Linked DNA regions of Mus musculus: all the other regions are linked to region 3. Evidence: chromatin loops called from intact Hi-C (ENCODE). Cell type or tissue: left cerebral cortex. All regions are shown on one strand.

Evidence for each region. Peaks named below come from ENCODE experiments on the same cell type or tissue, not always from the same donor. Only the 100,000 strongest peaks of a DNase experiment are listed, where the experiment ranks them.
Region 1: a loop joins it to region 3, with 6 times the contacts of the local background. A loop is called at or near these places in 4 of 42 quality-filtered maps.
Region 2: a loop joins it to region 3, with 2.5 times the contacts of the local background. A loop is called at or near these places in 4 of 42 quality-filtered maps.

The regions. Positions count from the first base shown.
Region 1 is chr10:90,039,638-90,047,637 of GRCm38, forward strand. It overlaps Anks1b (ankyrin repeat and sterile alpha motif domain containing 1B), which reads left to right. Exons shown (of 27, transcript NM_001359241.1): 3 at 2,909-3,065. Among named protein-coding and RNA genes, the nearest start is that of Anks1b, 170 kb to the left of the region's middle. In left cerebral cortex, CTCF peaks have their summits at 3,808 (motif pointing left), 4,360 (motif pointing left) and 6,108 (motif pointing right); DNase peaks (open chromatin) are centred at 3,798 and 4,366.
Region 2 is chr10:89,971,332-89,979,331 of GRCm38, forward strand. The region is part of intron 1 of Anks1b (ankyrin repeat and sterile alpha motif domain containing 1B); the gene reads left to right. Among named protein-coding and RNA genes, the nearest start is that of Anks1b, 100 kb to the left of the region's middle. In left cerebral cortex, a CTCF peak has its summit at 4,168; DNase peaks (open chromatin) are centred at 4,195 and 5,260.
Region 3 is chr10:89,868,155-89,876,154 of GRCm38, forward strand. It overlaps Anks1b (ankyrin repeat and sterile alpha motif domain containing 1B), which reads left to right and starts at 5,355. Exons shown (of 27, transcript NM_001359241.1): 1 at 5,355-5,651. The coding sequence starts at 5,518. In left cerebral cortex, a CTCF peak has its summit at 4,493; DNase peaks (open chromatin) are centred at 223, 4,542, 5,263 and 6,046; H3K4me3 peaks cover 3,573 bases; H3K27ac peaks cover 1,881 bases.

The sequences.
Region 1 (8,000 bases), 170 kb after region 3:
CTCTCAGGTTCTTGGGAGGCCGAGGCAAGAGTGAAGACCACCCTTAAATTCGGCAGGGCCTTTGCTCAGAAAAAAGTAACTATGTTCAGGGATAATAGCTAAAGCATTTGCTTACGTTTCCCAGGCCCTGGATTTAATCGCTCAGGACAGTAGAAACACAAAGAAATGTAGTAAACACATGCACAAGTGTGACTAGAATAATTGGGACAGCTAGGTGACTCCGCTGGTAAAGGCTTTGTTCATCAAGTCTGATGGCCTGATGTACCCACGTGGTGGAAGGAGAAAAACCTACTGTCATTGACAAAGTGCCTGCTAACTTCCACACATGTGTGCCCCCCCTAAAATAAACTAATGTAGTACATTTCAAAAGATAGTGCTTAGTGATGTTCTCCTTCTACCTTATATAGACTATCCCTTTCTGATTCTGTTATGAAATGGTTATAATACTATACACAATACAAATATTTAAACTAAGTCACTGTTTAAAAATAATCATTTTTCAATGTGTCATGAATTTTCTGGATAAACAGTGAATGCATATCATCAATATTATTAGGAAATAACAAAATTCAAGTCAAAGAATAAATTCTGAATTTTTGGTGAAAGTAAAAGGAAATAAAAGATTTCACCCCATCTTGTTTAACTTCCTCTTGAAAGGTATTTTAGTCTGTGTTGTATTACTGTGATGAAATATACAAGGCTGGGTTACTTTATAATGAAAAGAAAAGTAAGGGGATCATTTGGCTGCTTCTTTCTCTACACTTGTTAGTACTACAACAGATTTGGAACATAGAGCCCAACTCTCACTCTTACTGGGTTTTACTTATTTGTAACTATTGACTGGATTCTTCTTATCTCAGTGTGGTTATTTACTTATCTCAGAATTGAAGACCCTAGGACAGCTCTTATGTGGCAGCAATGAGGAAAATCATGTGACCCGGATAAATGTCAAATTTCACTTTCACCTGCTTTTGTTCTGGTTTGATACAAATTCCCATGCTTACATAGTGCAGAGCCAGTTGTTACGTGACTTTTGTGACTCCCATTCAGCATTCTTACCGTGCATCAGCAGTAGACGCTGTTTTGTTTTTCTAGTATTTTTTCTTTTCTCCCAGAAAGGAAAAGAAAATAGTATTGAAATGAAAAGTTAGGTAGTTAGTTGGCATAGCTAAGTCAACCCCCAGCCTTCTAAATTCAGATCTTGTTAAATAATAACTTTTTAAAAGACATGTTAGGATATAATTTATAGGACTGGAGAGATGGCTTAGCATAGGTGCAGCTAAGAGCACTTCCAGAGGACCTGAGTTCAGTTCCTAGCACCCACATTGGGCCGCTGATAACTACTACCTGTAGCTGCAGCTCCAGGGCTGTGATTTATTCTGGCCTCCACGATCACTCCACATATCCTCATGCACACTCTAACGCTCATGGGTGCACACGCACACACGCACACACACACACACACACACACACACACACACACTTACAAAAGTACAACCAGCTCTTGAAAGAGATATTATTCATGTCTTATTTTCTCAGAAATCTTATTAGAAGATGAAAGTTTCTGAGAATGCATAAGCATATTTATAACATAGTCTCTGTTTTTCTTTTTCTCTTAATCACAATTTCATGTATGTTGCAACTGTATCTGGTCGATAGGCTACATTTGGGGCAGTGGATTTAACCATTTACTGTTATTTTGCATTGTATCTGTTTCTTCTGAGGTATTAGGATTCTAACCTCATTATTTTTAGTTGGCCACTTAGTTTTTCTTCTTTACCAGTCTTAGTTTAACCTCATGAAAAAAATTAAATTTAGATCTTTCTCTTATATTCATTCTTTCTATTGGTAATTTTTTAACCCTAAGGATTGACTTTAGTTTATAATTGTAATATTCAGAAGTATTTTTTTGCCTGCCTTTACACATGTGTATGTCTGGAGTTTCATGGAAGGATTATTAAAATCTGTGTCTCTGTGCAGCCAAGTGAAAATGTGACTATTGTTCAGAATCACATTTTTGTATTATTTTATAGGAAGCTCAGTATAATATTTAGTAATAATTATTATCCAGCCCTTCTTGAGGTTAATTCAATGAAGGTTTCCACTCTGGAAGTCTGGTGGGGTTTAAATATAGAAGTCTGCGGGTAGCATGGGAGCTGTACTGGGGATTATAGCAGAGATGGAAATTCTCTCTTAGATGAATTTCATTCTGGGGACCACTTCCTGGGCTCCGGGGAGAAAGAGGAAGACAGGATGGATCGTATATTCAATCATGTTATGTGCTGTTGCTGTACAGCTACCAAATTCTGGCTTTTAATAGTAATCTAGTACTATAATCATTAGCTCCCTTACCCACGTACCTAAATTTCTCTTTTGTATACATCTTAATTCCTTCAGCCTAGTTCTCTCTAGAGGTGATATAGAAAACACCTAAATTAACCTTGGCACTTGATAACTTTAGTTTCTGGAACCAGGGAGTTTGCTTATAGCGTCAGCTTTTACTTCAGGTTAACTTTCAGACACGCGTTATCATGAAACATAACAAGTTGATGATGTAACTTTTGATTGCTATAACGAAATTGTATATATGTACCAAATGCATTCTATTAAGTAATTTTATTGGTTAGTTAATGATCTGGGTATATACACAACCATTTGTGCATGTGTGTATGAGTGTGTGTGTGTGTGTGTGTGTGTGTGTGTGCATGCCTGCATGTATCTTGGGAGGGCTTTGAGTATTTTCTAAGTAAAATGATCTTAATCCCAATTTTAAATTGTAGTGCCTCAAATGACTGTTTTAAATGCCAGCTAGTCTCTAATAAACGACCCTAGCTGTCTAATAAAGTCTGTGTTGTTCAGCCTGTTTTCTTTTCTGTTGTTTCTTTCCTTTCGTTTACTTCTTCCTCAGGGACATAGTTCTCAAACTGCTGCAGTACGAGGCATCCACCAATGTAGCAGACAACAAGGGTTACTTCCCCATTCACCTGGCTGCCTGGAAAGGAGACGTGGAGATTGTGAAGATCCTCATCCATCACGGACCTTCCCATTCCCGAGTCAATGAACAGGTGCACCCGCCGAATGCTTGCTCATGCTGTATTTTACTCTCAAGTTTTGCAAAGGCAAAGCCACATTGAAAAACTGATCGCTTTTATCTTTACTCTGCCAAAATATCATTCTACTGCTGAATTTCCTAAAGGAGAAATATGCACAGTTCTTTGGATTTGGGTATGATGCACAGGCTCTGTGGGTTTTGGTATCATGCACAGGCACATTTGGTATAAAGATCTTCTGTTAAAAAGAAAAAATCCCACATATAGGAAGTAATTGTAAAATTTTTGCCTGCCTTATAGAACATTCATTTTAAGTCTATTGAATATTTAAAGATGGAATGATATCTATGTTAGTATGAGAATTATTGTTCCTTTAATAAAATTATGAATGCTAAAGTAAAGTTTATAGCGATCATTTGCATGTTTTCCATCTATATAGCATTTTCATAGTTAACACACTTTTTTGTGGGGGGAGATGTAAAATACACTGTGCACAGTTTCTAGTCTCTCTAGTCTCAAACTTTCTTCTAAACATGCACATGTGAGACAGAGATGTGTAGAGTGAGCCGAGCACCACAGAGAATTATAATGTTAGCTATCTAGAGTCAGAATGGTAACAAGAACATAATATCTGTATTACAAACAGTGAACGGATTTAGAAAGGAATTCAGTTCTGAGCACTAGAACAGACAAGAGTGCATTTTTAGAGAGGGAAATATGGCCTCGTGATACAGTGTAACAGACACCTTGAGCTCCGAATGCCCCCTACTGTTCCCATTTTGTAAAACTATATTTGAAAACCAGCGTGCAGTCCGGCAATTGAATTATAGCCATAGTATCAGCTGCAGTTGGCTGCTGTCCAATACCAATGTAAATAGATCACTGAAGGGCAAGAGTTTCTAATTAAAGGGCAATTACCACAGTGTTCAAATAGCTATAGATTTCACAGACCTTTGCCTGAAATAAAGAGTAAATAAGAATAAAAAGAAACCCTAGCTTTAAACAACAAATGTAAAAGAAAAAAAAATTCACCCAAATGAAATGTTGAAAAGGCCAATCAGCAAAGAGCATTTTATTTGTCAGAAAAGTATCTCATTAATTTTTATGACAATAAAGTTTTGTGTTTGTATAGTTGCAGAAATGTAGATTTTTCCAAATCAGGACGCATTCAAGTATTTTTAAAAGTGACAGATAAATGGCTATCTTTATCATCATATCATGCTAAAAGGAAATTTGTGAGAATTTTATTCTGTTCCTGAGATACCAGATCTTACAGCATTTACAGGATGAGCCATCTGGTGGTTATTCTTAAAATTGTCAGCATGGCACACAGCCAACCTGAAATAACAACGTGGAAAAAACAACCCAAGGTTAAAGAAAAGGTTGTTGATTTACATAAACAAGATGTTTTTTAAATGACACTAAAATAAGAAACATACAGTGTACATTTATATTTGAAAGCTGAAAGTCTTAAATGGTGTCTTGGTATTTGTGTGAAACACTTGTTTTTGGTAATATTGAAGATTAATCAAATTATGAACAAATTCCTTTTAAGAAGACTGGAAGTAGAAATTCTCTTTTTCATTTCCATTACCATGTGCTGTGGTTTGGTTGTCAACAAGTTGAACACTTCTTAAGACTGCTTTGGTGGTAGTGGTGTCTGTCTGTGCCTGTGCATGCATGTGCGTGAGAATGTATAGACCAGTGTGTGTGTGTGTGTGTGTGTGTGTGTGCGCGCGCGTGCACTAGTGCACATGTAGTTGTATGAATGTGCATGCAGAACCTGAGGCAGCTGTTAGTCCTCAGCCACCGCCTGCTTTGTTTGGGAACTGAGCTCACTGATGAGAGTTTCGGGCTGGCTGATGATCTCCCTCGGCACTAAGAATACAAGCCTGTACCATCATGCCTGGTTTTTTGTTTGTTTGTTTGTTTGTTTGTTTTTTGTTTTTTAATGTGGGTTGAGAGGCTGGGGCTTAGCATCTAACCTTTAGCATCTTAGCATCTTAGCACCTAGCCCTTAGCATCATAGCATCTCAGCAGCTAGCAATTGAGCTGTCCTCCAGTGCCATCTCAAGACTTTTCATCCTAAATTTGTCCTTCCATTTTAGACCAATACCCCTGAGAGAGTCAGAAGTGCAGACTTTATTCTTATAGCAGTAACTTGAATTTTAGCTCTCCCCTCCCCCTCCCCACAATGGTACAGAAATGTTTTTATCTAATTAGAAACTTTTATGTATTTAAACAGTAGCAGGAGGAATGAAAATCAACATTAATGATGACTATGGGAAATCAGTCATTGTTCTAAGTACTTCCACCTGCACAGTGTTCCTTAATTCCCGATGTTACTTAATAATTGGAAGTGAAATTACCTTTCCTATTTTATAGCTGAAAAACAGAGTTCAGTTAAGCTAAGTAAATTGGTTAGGGTCGCATGCTTCTGGGTGACCCGAACTGAGACTTGAACTCTGAGTACAGGGTCTTACACACTAATGCTGCCTTCCTAGACCCTGTTACTTACAGTTTCCTGTGACAGGCAAGCCACGGCATCAACATTATCTTACTGATTCCTATCACAGCCTGGTAAAGTAGGGATTATTATGGCTGCTGTCTGGATGAAGCCATGACCTTAGAGAAGAAGAATATGTCCATCTTCTTCTGTTAAGACATGGATGCATCTGTTAAGACATGGAATCAATGTTTAAAAAGGTCCTTAGCCAATTACGTAGTCATGCATGGCATTGAAATTATGCCTTTTGGTCAGTGTTCCACTGTTTCTGAAGAGGATCTTTGACTTCATATATGGTTGTCCCCTCATCAGGTGTCCAGTACCCCAGGTAGAAACCTCTGTCCTAATATTCCCATGCATCTCTTCAGATTTTTTTGGGGAAAGCATTTGTAAGCAATTTCACTTCAAAATGCCTTCATTGTTACTTGGGAAAAGTGCCAATGTTTATATCACGGTTTATGAATCGTCAACAGACTTCTTTTTTAAAAAAGATTTGTTTATTTATTACGTATACAGTATTTTGCATGCATGTATGCCTGCATGCCAGAAGAGGGCATCAGATCCCAGGATAGATGATTAGGAGCCACCATGTGGTTGCTGGGAATTGAACTCAGAAACTCCAGAAGAGCTGAGTGCCCTTCATCACTGAGCCATCGCTCCAGCCCCAGACTTCTTTTTAAAATAACATCCCATTTACTGCTTTAACCATACATTTGCTGTGTTGCTGCGTAGTGTCAGGGACTGTTTGTCCTTCTGTGTCTCACTCCACCGTTTTTGTTTGGGGCATCCCTTTTGTGTTCTGGGTCATTCAGTGACATAAGGATTGTGTAAAGGCAAGCTCTGCTGTAGCACCTTGGATCTGATACATGAGATGATCATTAAGTGTTCCCGCCAGGAGAGACACGGAGTGGAACAGCTCAAGACCTCCTCATGCTCAGATTAGCCCATGATTCAAAACTTACAAAGTAGCTCTGGAAGTTTCCATTTAACATTTCAGACCTTTGCTGAGCATAAGGAACAGAGATTGTCCATTTCGATATTACTGGTTGGTACATACGATAAGCGTTAATATCACCAGTTAGCAGAACATGTTTTTTTTATGCTGTAACATCAACTCAGGTTTCCTACCGAGCTTATAAAACTTCCAGATAAAAAATAGTACAGAGTCCATTTTAGAAAAGAATTTGGTCAGTCTTGTGTTTTAATTTTTTTTTTAAACCCTGCCTGATATCTTTTGGCATATGAACCACACCTTGTGGTCATAGAGAGGACAGCGTTCTTACATAAAGATAACGACCATTCAGGAATCTAGTGAGTTGTGAATGAGGGCTGTGCTAAGGCTTCCAGGTGGATCCCGTTCCCCATCCCATTCTGTACAAAAGCCTCGGTGCAGAGGAGGATCATGGCAGAAAACATGGAAGGACATGGACACAGGAATACACAGGGAATGCTAAATGGGGTAATGGATTTGGTAGGGAGGGGCAGCCAGGGAGAAGTGGAAAGCAGGGAGGGAAGGGTGGGTGTGGGTAGGTGGGTACATTGCTCATATATGAAGTTGGTCGCAAACGATGAACAAAGAAATAAATACAAGAAAGGTAAACTCTGGTACTACGTGGAAACAATGAAGAAAGAATGGCATTATTTTTAGTTCTTTGCATGTTTTGTGTGTTCTGTGTACATCCATCTTACCCCCCCCTTACCCTGGCCTTATTTTTCTCTTTAATATACTACTGGGGCAAAAATCCTTGTCTCCAAAGGACGTTGTCTTTGGTATTTGAACTCAAGTCTTTTGATAAATGGGGCTTGTCAGCTGTTTTCCTTCTGTTATCCATTGTCTGTAAGTGGTGTAGTAGTAGTCAGAGGCTACTTATTTGGTTAAAAATGAAGAATTCAGAACCTTCAAAGACTGTTTTCTCTAGATGTACTAGCGATTGTTAATCAATACACCTTCATAGTCTACCCATTTAAAATTACATGTTTCTTTCTTGGACCGTTATCGAGCCTGACACAAATATGTAATCTTGCCTTTTTAAAGACACTGCAGTTGTGTGGTCTCCGCTGATAAAAGCCCAAGCATGTGTTGATTGCGGATGAAAAACCTGTGAACATTGTCTCCTAAGTAGGTCTTTAATGATGGAGATAATTTCTCCTGAGATTTGAACAGCACTAATTTGGTATTATTAGAAGGACTTACAATTTTCCTCCTATTCTCTAGGCTAAGGGCTGTGGAAAAGTAGAGAGATCTTTGAGGGCTCATTACTTCATAATTGGCCTTTCTCTTTCTCAGAGAGATATTACAGTTTGAAAAATGGGATTTAGCCCTTTTTAGACCAAGGGGAAATTGGACTGGCCAGGGAGCATATTTTTATGTCATTTTTTTTATGTGTTAGAGTAATAAGCCTGGGCTTCTGATGAAGCTTGGAGAACATTCAAATTTAACAAAG
Region 2 (8,000 bases), 100 kb after region 3:
AACAGGTTGTTTTTAGGTGACATCGAAAGGAAAAAGAAATATCTTTATCTGACACCTTGCTAAAACTCAAGACTGACTTAAGAAATCAAGAGAATAGGAAGACTAAATAGAAATAACAAAGAACAGCATTTAATTTTTAAAATTTCAGTTTTTGTGTATAAGTTTTTTATTTGCATTCATGCATCATGTATTTACAGTGCCCACAGGGACCAGAAGAGGGCATCAGGTCTCCCGGGATTGGTGTTACAAATGGCTATAAGCTGTCATATGGGTGCTGGGAACATAACCCTGGTTTTCTGAAAGAGCAATCAGTGCTCTTAACCACTGAGCCATCTACCCAGTCCTTAGAATAGCATTTTAAATGCTATCAATTTTCATTAAACTTCTGGGAATCAGAATAGAGTCCCTGTCCATTGAAGGTTATGTACCAATTTCTACTCATGATGAATTCGTTACACATTTCCATGAAGCAGCCAGAACAACAAATGGTCCCATGCTGTGTTTCTTATTATCTGTTGGGCATTTTATGATGGGATTGCTGCACCTTAGATATTTCTTAATTCATGCTTTTAAGATTCACAACCAGTGAAGGAATGAGGTGCTGAGATCTGTTGTCAGCCCTGTTGCTAAAGCATTGTCGTATGGGGGTTCAGAAGCTGATATACAAGCTCAGATTCAGGTAGCAGCTGGAGGCCAACCTCTGGGAAAAGGTTGGCATATGGGAAATTAAGCACAGATCTGATGATGCATAAAACCTGTTTTTCTGATAGATACAATTACTCATTACTGAGCACCACATAAAAGGCCCAGTGCTGGAGTGATTTTCAGTGGTTGAGTGTTTGCTGTAGGACTCAGGTTTGGTTCCCTGCACTCATGTCAGGTGGCTCTCAACCACCTGTGACCTCAGATTCAGGGGCTTGGACACCCTCTTCTAGGCATCGCCACATATGTGACATAGACTCACAATACACATAAAGAAGTAGGAAAAACATTTTTAAAAGCCCACTGTGATTTCCACTATTACTATCCATTTGTTATGGCCATTATGAATGTTTGCTGCTAGACCTGCCCGTCATTTTCTTGCTTTTATGTGTGTTCTAATCCTTGCCTAGATGTTTCCTTATTAATGTTTTGTTTTCATTTTTGGTTTTTTTGTTTGTTTGTTTTATTTTTAAACAGAGTCTCTCTATGTATAGTTCTGGAAGTCCTGGAACCAGCTCTGATTTCCAGGCTAGCCTCAAACTCATAGAGATCCATTTGCCTCTGCCTCCTGAGTGCTGGAATTAAAGGCATGCACCCCCTTATTAACTTTTTAAAGTCTGTGTACAAAGCTACAAGTTTCACTCTAGCATTTCCCTATATGTTATATTTTAAAACATGACCCCCTTTTTCCACTGCCTGTTCCATGTCCCTCTTTCCCCCTCTTGTTGGTCGCCTTCCTACCCCTTATATAGTCCTCTCTCACACACACAGACATGCACAAACAGACACATAAACACATAGATATAGACATACAGTCTCTCTCACACACAGATGTATACACAGACATAGATACACACACAGACACAATGCACATAATCACCTATACATATGTTCACACACACACACATAGACATACACACACATTCATACACACATACACACAGACACAATGCACATACTCACATATACAGACATACACATACAAACACACAGTCTCTCACACACATAGACATGTGCACACACACAGAGACACACAGTCTGTCTCACACACAGACATGCACACAGAGACACACACACAGGCACAATGCACACACTCATACACAGACACATACCGACACATACAAATATACACAGACATACACACATACAGACACCCACACCCACACAGACACACACACACATGTATACACACATAAATGCTGAATATAAAATAAAACTTATGCTGGGCATGGTGGCACACGCCTTTAATCCCAGTACTCGGGAGGCAGAGGCAGGCGGATTTCAGAGTTCGAGACCAGCCTGGTCTACAAAGTGAGTTCCAGGACAGCCAGGGCTATACAGAGAAACCCTGTCTCGAAAACCCCAAAAAATAAATAAATAAAACGTATAAGCTATTATTAGTCCTTTTGAATCTTAAATTAAACATGTGTGCATGGGGCGTGTGTTTATATACTCAGTTTGACTTATTTTGTTTAATCTCTCTTGAATGATCTCTAGTTCCATTCAGTTTTTTTCTGTAAATATCATTTCATTTCTATTAATGATTGAAGAAATGATATGTATCTGTAGCATGCTATCTCCCTTCATCTGTCTGTCTATGGACATCTAAGCTAGCTCTTTTTCTCTGCTGTGGCAGTGAATACCCACTTGCAAATCTCTCTGTGATTGGCTGACTTTGGGATGCTTATGTACTATTGCAATATTTACTGAATTATAGACTGCATGGTGATGTATACTCTTGCATGTCTACTTCATAGCCTACTACACCGGTCTACAACTAGAAGTTTCAGTCTTATTCAACAATATACCATAAACTGGGTGGCTTAAACATCTGGAATTTTTTCATAATTCTAGATAATCAAGATCAAAGTTTTAGAAAAAAAAGTTTGTGCTTGGACCTCTCAAGCTGACTTATGGATTCATTGTTCTTCCTGTCTCCTTACAGGGCTTTTTCTCTGTGCTTGTCAGTGTTTTGTCTGCCTATTGAAGCACTAGTTATACTGCTTATACTGAATTAGGGTCTACCTTAATGATCTCATTTTAAAGTCTTTACCATTTTCCAAGCACTATGTCCAAATACAGTCACCAGCTGTGGTTCTAAGAGATGAGACATTGACATATTAATTTTGGGAATACATTCAAGCCACAACAAATTCCCTCCTGATATGTACTCTCTGACAGATGTTTGAGATATTGAAGAAAGCTGAATCATGGAGATGCAATATTTTATCCCAGGAATATATTAAACATATCAGAATCAGCACTTTCCACAACTATTTGATAGAAACAGTTATTGGATACGTGATCAGTTTGCTGTCTTTAGCCCACATTCACAATTCGTAGGATTAGACGGAGTGTTTTCACTAAGTCTCAATAACTACGTCATACATTAAATTTGAGGACCACTGCCTGAAACCTGAAGTGGTTAATTCCAAATAGGTGTTTGCAACCTGAGATAGAGTAAGATCTGTGTTCACCTTAGTCCTACTGAAGGGAATGTTGGCACAGATATATGAATGACTGGCAATGTGACAGAGGAGACATTTGCAGAGAGAGAAAGAAAACCTCAAGTGAAGGCTGTCTCACTGCAGTAGTGCTTTCTCTCTCTCCTTCTCCCTCCCTCTCCCTCTCTCTCTTTCTATCACCAAGTCTGTCGCTTAAAATTGCCTTTAATGGCACATTATTCCCTTTATGACTTTTGTCTAAGTAATAAATGCCTTTCTAAAAAAATAATACATAATGAGGAAAACGTGTGTTTATGACATTTGTCAGTGGAGAGTAGGTTAGAATAAAAAATTATGGCCACTTGTTTCATACATAATCTAACTCTTTGTCTACAGAATAGAATTTATGTATTCATTTATCTTGTATTCAAAGAACTAGAGGCCATATTCTTCCTGTCTTTCTTCTTGTTATTTTTAAACTAACTCTGGAACAGGAAATCATATATCATATATCACCTTCCATTACTTAGAGTGATTGTATCTATACGCTTCACTTTTGGGTTAAATAATACTAAATTCAAAGCAAACTTTGGAAATAATCTGTTTTCTAAAACTGTATTCATTTAATTTCTTTTGAATTTTCCTCATCACAAACTTCCTCTTGTCACCTCTGTCTTCTATTCAGCACATACTTGTGCTACACTACAAATACTTACGCCAACAGTGTGCACTAGAACAACATTTTCCCTGCTCTTCAGAAAAATAACCAAGGATGGAAAGGACAAAGACTCCAAGAAAATGTGCTGAGGAATAGGAAAGAAACATGTAAGATGCTGCTGGACACAAAGGCAGCACTGATAGACACAAATAGAAAGCATCCAGGAAAAGAGAAATAGAAACAGCATGTCCCATCATAAAAAAAAAAAAAAAACAAATAAATAAAATAAAATAAAATACAAATAGGCCCACCTCCTGCCACACCATACAGAAGACATCCAGAGGTCTGTCACCACCCAGAGGCTTGTCAGTGGTATAGCAGGAGCCACTGTGATGTGCAAGTATGTGGTGGAGAGACAGGAGAGAAAGAGAAGCGAAATGTTTTGAGCATTATGAAGAGAGGCAAACTGGAGGGAAGAGGGTAGAGTGGAACAGCCTGATGTGAGTGGCCTGGCCTGCCACCTGAGCCCATGGTGATGTCCCAGCTGGCTGCCTGTGAGTGCCAGCTCTGTGTCTGTGGCCATGCAGCAGCAGGGATCTGTGTCAATGTCCCTGTCTCATATTACCGCTATAGACCATGTGGACATGGGCTACCACCGAGGACCCTGTTGACATCCAAATGAACTGATCCAGCCCTTGATTCTCCTGGCTTCAATTCTGAGGCTTGAAGTTCATAAAACTGGTTAGTTGTGGCAGGATTTTCCCTGTCCAATTACATTAAAATACTAGTGCAACAGGAGGCCTGTGATTGGACAGGGAAAAGTGAGGCAGAGCAAAGAATTGCAGGGACAGAGAGCGACTCAGAAGAGGCGGAAGAAGTCAAGATGGAGGCGGACAGACAGGAAGATCCTGATCCCGTGTGGTTTTTAAATAGCAACAGGTAGTTATGATATCATAAAGGAATAGAATAACTGGGATAACTTGTCTAATCTAGGTGGGCAGCTTTTATCATTATCAATTGGTTCTGAAATTATTGTATTGGCATCTTGTGAATTGAGAATTTATTGATATATAAATCTACCTTGTTAATTATAAGCTTCTAGAGTTTTGTTTCTATGGGGTGGCTGGGTGCTGTGGCGGCTGACTGTGGGGTGGACAGTCGTGTGGGGCTGGCATGTCAGCGAAGGGAACCCAGGAGCCTCCCTGGAGAGTTGGCAGGCAGAGAGTAGCTGGATGAAGCACAGGAACTTGGTCCCTTTTATACACTTTCTGCAACAGTCACATAGGCATGAAGTTGTGGAAACAGGTTTCAAATCCAGGCAGCAATAAATGTCTGTTATAGTCATGTGACATAGAAAGCTCTGATGCTGTTGAAAGAAGTTTATCTTCATTCCAGGCTCTGTTGAGTATGTGAGAAGATCCCAACCATTCCACATGGACTGAGAGAAGGGAAGACAGTGTTATTCAAATGATAATTGGAAGCCATACAAAAATATCCATGGTGGTGAGGGGTGCCAATAAACTACAGTCCACCACAGACCCTGGCATGTTCCCCCTGTGCAGAGAGGCTGGGCAATGCCAGTTCTGACGCGATATTCTTTCTTGTTACTATCTTTGGCAAATCACTTGAAATTCTGAAATGCAATATTTTCTAAGTCATATTAAATTTGGAATGAAATTGTAGGGACAGCTGGCATCAAGCTAATTGCTAAATGCGAAGTCTGACAGCACAGACTGACAGTTGTGAGAAAAGGATAATATCTTTCCCCTTTAATAGATGCAAAATCATGGATGGACTGCATTTTCTCCCATCTTAGTATGAATGACTTCATTAACTGCAAAAGTATGCCTAGTGTTTATTGTCATTCTCCTGTAGCAGTGTTAGGAGGTAGTGTTAAAGCTTAAAGCATTTCTCCTGGTACTGAACATTTCTAAGAATATACATTTGGATTTAAAAATGTTAGTAGTAGTAGTATGTGTGTACATACGCTATGTGTATATGTGCATGTGTGTGAGTGTGTGTGTGTGTGTGTTAGCTAGGAAAAACTTACTCATTTGACTATCCGATGTTTATCAGGTCAAGGATGAACTATCTTCTTAGAAGATTGTATTTGTAGGAGGAAATGAGAAGTACAGGGATGAAGTTATACAGCCAGGAATTTAGAGGGTGGGTACTTCTGAATTGATCTGACTTACTCCCATATTTCCTCAATTCATTTGTAAGTTATTAGCATTTTTAACATAAGAAATAAGCACCCAGGAGTCAGATACAAGTTCTCTAATCCTTCTTCTGTCTCGTGATTACTGTAGGATTTTGCTGGTGTAAGTATTCACTATGAATCATGCATGGTCTTCCTTGGATTTAAGATGAGGATAATATAGTCTTCCCTGCTTGCCATTCAGGATTTTAGTGAAGATTAAAAAGGTTCTGCATCTGATAGCTTTCTAAATAAATGTCACATATCTTTGTTATTTTTGTGTCTGTGCAACTACATATGGGTGAGAAGATGGTAATTAGTAAAGTACCTGTCATGAAAGGATACGGACCTGAGCTCAGATACCTGGCACTCACCTAGAAACCAGCCTCAGGTCCCTAGAACTATTTGGCTTGTCAAGTCACTGATTCCTGAGTTCAGTGAGATAGGCTGGCTTTGCACTTATGATCCATGGCTTGGGGACTCTTTCTAAGTGAAGCTGTGTCTGTCTCATGAATGCTGAGAGTCTCTACTTCTGAAACATCTTTTTAGTACAAAACATCTTTGAGAAGGTTGCTTAAAGTTGCTTGTTTTAAACTTAAGGCACATTTCCTCCAAATTCAAGGCCACCTGATGAAAGACTGAAATAATAATCTAGTGGACATTTTTGGTAGTTGTGAAAGGTGATCAGGTGATGCATAGACTGTCACGGATAGATAGATAGTCTCGGGTAAGGCAACTCTTTTCTGTATTAGTAGCAGTGTTGACTCTGTGTGTTTGCAGAACAAGTGGAAAAAAGTTTTATTCTTGCCATCAAAGATATGAAGCAACCCGATGGCCACTGATGGACGAACTGATAGAGAATAAGAGGATACTAGTTAGCCACAAAGAAGGAAAGGATGCTATTCGCTGTCACCGTAAGCAGCAAACACATTTATGCTTAAGAGCGTACTGAAAGACTGCACTAACCAAAATAAAGAAATCACACACACACACACACACACACACACACACAAAACCAAAATCACCCCAAAACTGGAACATATGAGTTTCTATGTTAAAAGACACCCACAAAAGTTTTGACTTATGAACGTTCTGGTAGATGAACTGATAAAGTAATTTTTACTTCAGACTGAAGACTTTTATTTATTTCCTTAGATTTTAGCTTTTTGCATGTCTCATCCTGAAGAACTCTGTAAGTCCTTTTAGTCCATAAACCAGCTGTCCTCTACTGGGGCAGGGAAGGCGGAGATGCTTGGCTTGGCGGGAGAGTGGAGAAGGCCCACAGTCTCATGTTAGCTCTTGAGCCACTCCCCAGTTCTACTGATGGTTAAAGCTTTAATCACTTTGTTTTGCAGTTGTTTTTCCAGACCAGTTTCTCTACCTCTTCCCTTTTTCTTCCTTCTCCTGTGGTCCTAGAACCCCATCCTTGTTGTTTCTAGTCAGGTGCTGTACCACTAATCGGAATTTCCATCCCCCGGATGTTTTTAAATAGACAAAGATTTTAATAGATATTTTGCTAAAGAAGATCTATAAGTAACTGATAAGCACAAGAAAATGTGCTCCATCTCATCATTGGAGAACTGCAAAATAAGGCTCCAAGGAAGCTGTCACCAAATACATACTACATACACACCTCATACACACTCAGCTGTTCAAAGGAACTGTAACATATTGGCAAAGATGTGGACAAACTCAGACATTTGTAGCTGGTAAGACTATAGAATGGGGTTTGAAACTGTTTTAAGAAAGATATTGTATATTTTCTCACAAGGTTAAATGTAAGGTTACTAGATAACACAGTAATTCCACACTTAGGTATCTACCCAAGTGAAATGAAGGCGCCTGCTCAAAAGGGTTTATACTAGCATTATAGCTAACCCTGGAAACAATCCAAATGTCTGCAAGTGATGACTGAATAAACAAAATGAGATTTTTTCCCCCTACAATAGAATTCTGTGTGACAATAAGGAAGAATGAACTACGAAGAAATGTTAAAACA
Region 3 (8,000 bases):
AATATGTGTCATAATTAGCTTTTTCCCAGAGGCAGGTCCTAAGATCCACATTTCTAGGGAGGTAAGTTTTCTGGAACTCTAAGCTAAAATGAACCTTTCTTCCCTACCTTACTCTCTGACCGTAGTATTTATCACCGAAACAGAAAAGTAACTTAATACACAAAGGAAGCTAGGATAACATTGTAACTTGGATGAAGCAAGGGAACGCCCCCTTCTCCCTTGGCAGACCTATCACTAGGGTGGGTGACTCATTACTGGTGTAACTTTAGTAGAGATTCTTGTACTTTGTATAGTGTTAGAACTTATCTGAGACAGCAATAAAGATGATATGCACGTGACATACTCCTTTGGAAGGGACTGAGTGATTATCAGCTCATGGTCTTCAATGCTCATGGACTGTAAATTTTTATAAATACTGTACATATTGCACTGTGCTTGTCTTTGGTCACCCCTCCCCAAGATAGTGAGGGACAGGGGAAATGGAAAGAAATTAAATGTAACCCAGGAATAAAAACCCTGGTCTCTTACTCAGGGTTCTAGCATTATATTTAACCAATTATATTCTGGATTTATTATTTGTTTACATCTGCTCCATAGAGCATCAGCCCCAGAGATAGGCCTGAAATGGCAAAGGGAGCATTTTCCTGCTTCATCCAAGTTACAGTGTTATCTTAGCTTTGTTTATATCTTACTTACCTTTCTGTTTCAGTGGTAAAGTACTATAACAGAAAGCAAGTTAGGGAAGAAAGGGGTTTATTTGAGCTTAAAGTTCCAGAAGAGACACAGTCAGTCTATGGGCAGACAGGGCATGGCAGCATGAGCGGGGGACACTGGTCTCAAAGCCAGGAAGGAAAGAGATCACATGTCAGCCACCAACAGGAAGCAGAGAGAAAGAAAAGGAAGTGACGCCAGGCTATAAAACATCAAAGCCTCCAGTGACATACTTCCTCCAGCAAGGCTCTGCCTCCTAAAGGCTCAATAACTTTCCCAAATAGTGTCACTATGTGCAGACCAAGTGGTTCAGGAGCCTCTGGGGGCATTTCTCAATTTAAATCGCCATACCTTAGTTCAGTGGTTCTCACCCTATGGGGCTGCTACACCTCAGTGGGTTGACATTGGAAAACACAGGTATTCACATTAAGGTTCATAACAGTAGCAAAATCACAGTAATGAAGTAGCAAGGAAAAGAATTTCATGGTTGGCGGACATCAGAAACACAAGGAACTGTCTTAGAGGGTCACAGCATCAGGAAGGCCGAGAACCTGAGCCTTACTTAGTAACTCCACATTTTAAGACATTCTCTTTCCCTCACTGCAAACAGACCAACAGACTAAGGGATATCACTCTAAGGTATCTAGATTTGAGATCCTTCATTGTCTTTATGTTTTCAAAGGTTTTACTTACTTATATTTTATAAATACATATCTACCTACTTTGTCTTTGTTTTTCTTCCCATTTTTATTTTCAGCTCCATTTAGTGACCCAACAAGAGTGTCATTAAACACACACACGCACACACACACACACACACACTTCTTTTTTTTTAAATATTTTTTATTAGGTATTTTCCTCATTTACATTTCCAATGCTATCCCAAAAGTCCCCCATACCCTCCCCCCCACTCCCCTACCCACCCACTCCCACTTCTTGGCCCTGGCGTTCCCCTGTACTGGGGCATATAAAGTTTGCAAGTCCAATGGGCCTCTCTTTGCAGTGATGGCCGACTAGGCCATCTTCTGCTACATATGCAGCTAGAGACAAGAGCTCCAGGGTACTGGTTAGTTCATATTGTTGTTCCACCTATAGGGTTGCAGATCCCTTTAGCTCCTTGAGTACTTTCTCTAGCTCCTCCATTGGGGGCCCTGTGATCCATCCAATAGCTGACTATGAGCATCCACTTCTGCACACACACTTCTTAGCTTGCTTAAAATTATTTATAATTTCATTTGTGTACACCATAATTTAAAATAAGGAATTTAAAAGAAGTAAGGTCTACATTACTTTTTAAAAGCAATTATATCTACTTCCTAGCCCTAAAATCAGAATAAAATAAGAATCTCTGTATTTCATCACAAGAATACATTGTTAGGACGGGGAAGCCCAGTAGAGATGAATTCCAAACTTTTATGTAACAAAGTTAGATCCAGATTGACTAGTTGGCTTCCAAGATTTAATGCTTCTTTCTACCACTCACAGATGCAAAAATGTTTGATGAAATCTGGACACTTACAAAACATTCTAGTTATCTAGCCTCTTTGGATTTTTCGAATAATGTTTTCTCTTTTAATTTGCCAGCTTATTCTCATTTAGTGGAAGCCCTTTTCCTCTTCAATAGGAAGTTAGAAATTATCTAAAATAAAAAGTGTAGAGTAGAAAAATTGCATTTGAATATCATATGTCAGCAGAGTGCCTGGAACTGATCTATGATTCGATATTGGTTGATATTTCAGCTTTGGTCATCTGAGTACTTACAGGGTATTCTGGGAAAAGTTTGTTTTGTTCAGGAGACAAACAGTAGTAAGGAAGAAAGGGATTTTCTTGTGCATAATGAATTCATGACTACTCATTTCTTGTTTCACGAACGGTTTAGCTAGGCCTGTTATGTCAGGGGGCATATATCATCTTCTCATTAAAATAGATTTTAAAATGAAAAGGAAAAACAAAATGTCAGACAGTCAAACTCTATACCCTCTGGGGATCCTGCAAGGAGAAGCTACAAATTTACCTGATGCTCTGAGCCACTGAAATAAAATTTTAGAAAACTGAGCTACAGAAAAACACTCTAATTTACTCTATCTATCTATCTATCTATCTATCTATCTATCTATCTATCTATCTATCTATCCATCCATCCATCCATCTATCTATCTATCTATCTATCTATCTATCTATCTATCTGAATGTCTTTTGAGTTTCCCTGTTGTTTACCTAAAGTTTTGGCCTAAGTGGCAGGGAGTCCTGGATCTGTCTTATCATAGTTTCCAATGATGTGACTTTGAGCTCATCAGTTTCCTCGTATGCGCACTAAGGATAAAAGAGGTACCTCTGACTCCACAGAAAAGTGAAATGCACACATGATAGTCTCATAGTCTACAGAAATTTTGTTGAGTACTGAAACAAAAAGTGTAGAAAGCATTTAGTACATATGGCTTCTGGCATGTGGTAACTGCTCATCAAATGTTTGTAAGAATTAATTTCTGTGTAATTTGCTATTCAATGGGGTCTCAGGTTGGGATCTGAATTAAGTCAGTTCTAGGATCCAGCTGTTAACTTTTTCCATTTATTTTAAAGATATATTTCTAATTCTGTGTGTGTATGTGGGTATGCACACATAATTGTCAGGCCTGTGGAGGCCAGACGATCTGGGTTCTCTACAGGTGGAGTTACACAAAGTTGTCAGCCACTCGATATGGGTGCTAGGAACAGAACTGATTCTCTGCAAGAGCAGGAAATACTCTTCTCAGGAAATACTATCTCTCAGACTATCTATCTATCTATCTATCTATTTATTTAATGGAAGCACACAGGTGTGTGTGTGTGTGTGTGTGTGTGTGTGTGTGTGTGTGTGTATGGAGACCAGAGGACAACTTGTGGGAGCTATTTTTCTCCTTTTTTTTTAAAAAAGATTTTTATTTATTTATATGTAAGTACACTGTAGCTGTCTTCAGACACTCCAGAGGGAGTCAGATGGTTGTGAACCTCCATGTGGTTGCTGGGATTTGAACTCTGTACCTTCGGAAGAGCAGTCGGGTGCTCTTGCCCACTGAGCCATCTCACCAGCCCCTATTTTTCTCCTTTTTACTATGAGGGCTGGGGAGACTGAACTCAGGTCTTCTGGCTTAGCACATTTACCTGCTGAGGCATCTTACTAGCTCCCAGGTCCAGTTTGTCAGCCAACGACTGTGTGGCATCTTGTCCCTTTCTGGACCTCTCCTTTAGTTCTAAAGTAATATACAGTAATAATATCCAGTTCGTTGGGTTGTTGTAAGCAAAATGACAATCACATCTTTTCCTATCAACTGACCACAAGCTGTCACAGGAAGTTTCAAAAGAAAATAAGCATGCGTTCTCTGCCACGAGCAAGGAAAACATCCAACAAAATCAAGGCAGTCATACACAATGAACTGCTGATGATATATGCAAATCAAAGCAGCTCTCTCATCCATGCCCATTTATATTTTTCCTAGGGTGGATGTGGAAGAATTTCCAATGAGAACCCTTTTTCTGGTATTTGCACAAGTCAGCAGCTCTCCAAAGCCCGAGTAAAATTCAGGCTGATTAAAGACCCTAAAAAACCTGCAAAAGTCACAAGGCATTCAGTGGTTCAGAAACTAGGATAAACCAAACCTCTTCAGCTTCTTCCAAGGACGGACATCTCAGACTCTCACCAGAGAGGTAAAGCAAGAGGATGAAATATCCTTCAAGTCCCCCGGACTGGGACAGAAACTGCAGCAAAAGCGCCTCTTCTCAGCACCTCGTTCTCCATCACCTCCTAGTGGAAGATTTTCCCCAAGTCTGGTTACTGACTCTGGGCTTCAGGCAGAGAAGGCGCCTCAGCAGCTAGCGGGGTGATCTCCAGTACTCACACAGTTAAACCTCTTCAGAGACGGGAGAAGGGAGCAGAAGCGGGGTGGGGGGTGGGGGGAGAAGAGAGAGGAGGGAGAGGGAGCAAAGAGCGGGGAAGGAGGGAGGAGAGCGGAGGGAGCACGGAGGAGGGAGCAAGGAGGACCCCGCCCACTGGCACAGAACTGCACCCCCCCCCCAACCCCCCGCCCGCCCCACGGTCGGCCCCGGGCCGCACCTGCCGCGCGCACACGCCCCCCGCGCGCCGAGCCTCCGAGCCGCCGCCGCCGCCGCCGCCCTCCGCACGCACCCGCCGCGGCTCGTCCGCACAGCCCAGCCTCGGCGCGGGCCGCAGCCACCCCAGCCGCGGGCCGCGGCCGTCGTCCCCGTGTAAGCCCCGAGCCCGCCGGGCGCGGAACCCAGGTGGATCCAGGCTGGGCGTTTGTACGCACGGGCCTCCGCTGCCGTGGTTCGATACCCTCTAGCTCTGGGGAGGACGCGCTCGACTCGCTCCCTCCTCATCAGCCTCAGAGCGCTCCTTGAGCTCCTCAGTGCCGGAGCATCCTCCCCGCTGCTCAGCATCCTCCTGTCAGCGCCGGAGCATCCTGCTCAGGGCTCGGCGTTCTCTGAGCTCAGCATCCTCCTTCCGTTCCTCGGCAGCGCCCGGGCCCGGTCCCCACCCGCTCGCACCCCACCCGCGGGAAGGAGGCCTCGGGAATGCAGGGGAGTGGCTGTGGGGGCGCGTCGCCGCTTGGCCAGCCCCTCTGCCCAAACACAGGCTGCTCCCCATTGTAGAAGCTGCGCGGAGAGAAGGAGGACGGCGTGCTGCTCCCTGCGCGGGGCTGCAGGGAATAAGCCCGGGCATCCTTATAGGGTGGGGCGGGGAGGGCCCTGGCTTTTGGGGAGTGGACCTGGAGCAGGGAAAGGACTCTGTAGCGGACTCGGTGAGAGACTATGGGGAAGGACCAGGAGCTGCTGGAAGCTGCTCGTACTGGCAATGTGGCTCTGGTGGAGAAACTCCTATCTGGCAGGAAAGGAGGGATCCTGGGTGGTGGATCCGGACCTCTGCCCCTGTCTAATCTGCTAAGGTAAGAACTGGCACTCACTGCGGGCTCGGGGTGGTGGTGGTGGTATGCACACCCCTCGTTAGCATTGTGATGGGTACGTTCTCTCCTCAGGGTATATTGCACCTGGAGGTGTCAGCGATTCATTCTTAAATTAGACAGGAAAACAGACCGTGTGTGTGAAGAGGAGGCAAGAGCCTCCCAGTTAGACCGATGCTTTAGACTCTTGGAGTAATTTTAAAATAGCTTTTCCATCAATGCGTCAATCAGCTACTTTTCTCTAAACCGTGGTGCAGAACTTGTACATGTACTGGTGTTGCTAGAAGGAAATCGGCATGCCTGGTACTGTTTGTGTTTGCAGCTGTGAAAGCCCACCCCCTACTATTTGGCTATTTAAATGAGAAGCTTGTTGGATGCTTGCAGTTATCCTGCGAAAGCCACCGACTCCCTGGATTGCTGCTTCCTTCTTGGGCAGAAAGCATCAGCAGTGGGTAACGATCCCACAAAAACAAAGCCAGGGAACCTTCTGAGATGTCAATCAGGAGTGTGTAAAACTTGATGAGGCAGGTTGGGCAGCTTTAGTTTACTTTCAGTTTCCCAGACACAGCTGAGGGAAACATCCGGCTTGGGAAAGCGTGTGTGGAATAAATACAGCAGAGGCCTTTTAATGTTAACATGTTGCAGGTGAGACGAATATTAGTTCTCAAAGGTTCTTTCTAAGGTGACATTAAAAAAAGTCAAAGTCTTTATTCACCATACTAGAGAGAGCTAGAGAGAGCAGGGTTTGTCTGCATGTTTGAGAAACTATTAAAAGTTGAATTGAACAAATGAAATCTCTTAGGAGGCAGGAAGCCTGAAGAGCACTCAATGAAATTCAAGGAAAGCTCTTTAGTTCTCAAGTCGTGATTGTTCAGTGTGTCTTGTGTATTTTTGGAGGCATCTATCATCATACATAACTCTATCTTAAAACATCTCTTAATGGCAACTTAATGATACTTGTAAAAAAAATTAAAAGCTGGAGTGGTTTTCTTGCTTAAAAATATTTTGTATTACTTTTTATAAAAAATAAAAATAATTACACTTACTTGGTGTGTGTGTGTGTGTGCGTGTGTGTGCACGCTGTGCATGCCATCTACCCCATTCAGAAAGCAGAGGGCAACTTGTGAGAGCCTGTTTTCTCCCTCTATCATGCAGATTCAGGAAGTGGTACTCAAGTTCTCAGGTTTGAGAGCAAGCAAGCATCTTTATCCACTCAACTAGTGCAAGGCTGTGACCCTTTAATACAGTTCCTCATGTTGTGGTGACTCCCAACCACAAAATTATTTTTGTTGCTACTTTATAACTGTCATTTTGCTACTGTTATGAATTGCAAGGTAAATATCTGTGTTTCCTGGTAGTCTTAGGTGATCCCTATGAAAGGGTCTTTTGACCCTCAAAGAGATTGCAAGCCCTGGGGTTGAGAACGGCTGCTCTGACCTTTTGTGCTGATGTCCTTATGTGTTTGATACAAACTTATGCATGAAAATATTGTGGCATGGACACAGGTTCTCATAGGTTGTGATCAGATGGTGCAATTAATTATAATACTGCCTCTAGGGGGGAAGAAAAAGGTTATATTACAGTGAAATGAACATACCTGAAAAAGGGCAAGATTTAAAGAGCCATGTACTATTACATATACTTGGTGACAGTGACACTATTGGAATAATATTTCATTGCAGAACAGTGGTTATGTATAGAAGCTCTGCCCCCAGTGGGTCTTAGAAAACATAACTCTTCCGCGTGCTGTCTTCCATTTTCAAACACAACTAGATAATATATGTATTTTAGACATCAGTTTTGGTATTTACCTGTAGATTATAGAAAAGTTTAGTTACAATTTTTAGTTAGAAGTGAACTAGTTGTATTTGCAACAGAATCAATGATTATAAAAATGATAATGGATGTATGCTAAAACAAGTTCCTCAAAGATTAAAAATTAATCATTTTGGAAAATAGAGAATTCATTAGCAATGAGAGGTTTAGTTAATATCACTGACACGAATTGAGACAAATGATATTTTTTTTGGATAGGCCTTTCTCAGTTGTTTTATCTTTGAAACAGAAGTAGTTGACAAGTTTTAGGGTTAAGGTGGCACATGCCTTTAATCCCAGCACTTGGGAGGCAGAGGCAGGCGGATCTGAGTTCAAGGCCAGTCGGGGCTATACAGAGAAATCCTGTCTCAAAAAACCAAAAGAAGAAGAAGAAGAAAAAAGACATCAAGTATTTAATGTTAGTAAATATTTAAGCCATGAAAGCATGGGCCACAGTGTTCTTCTGCAATGAGTTTCTTTATTACTGGCTGTGTTGAATGGCCCTGGTAGTTCTACAGG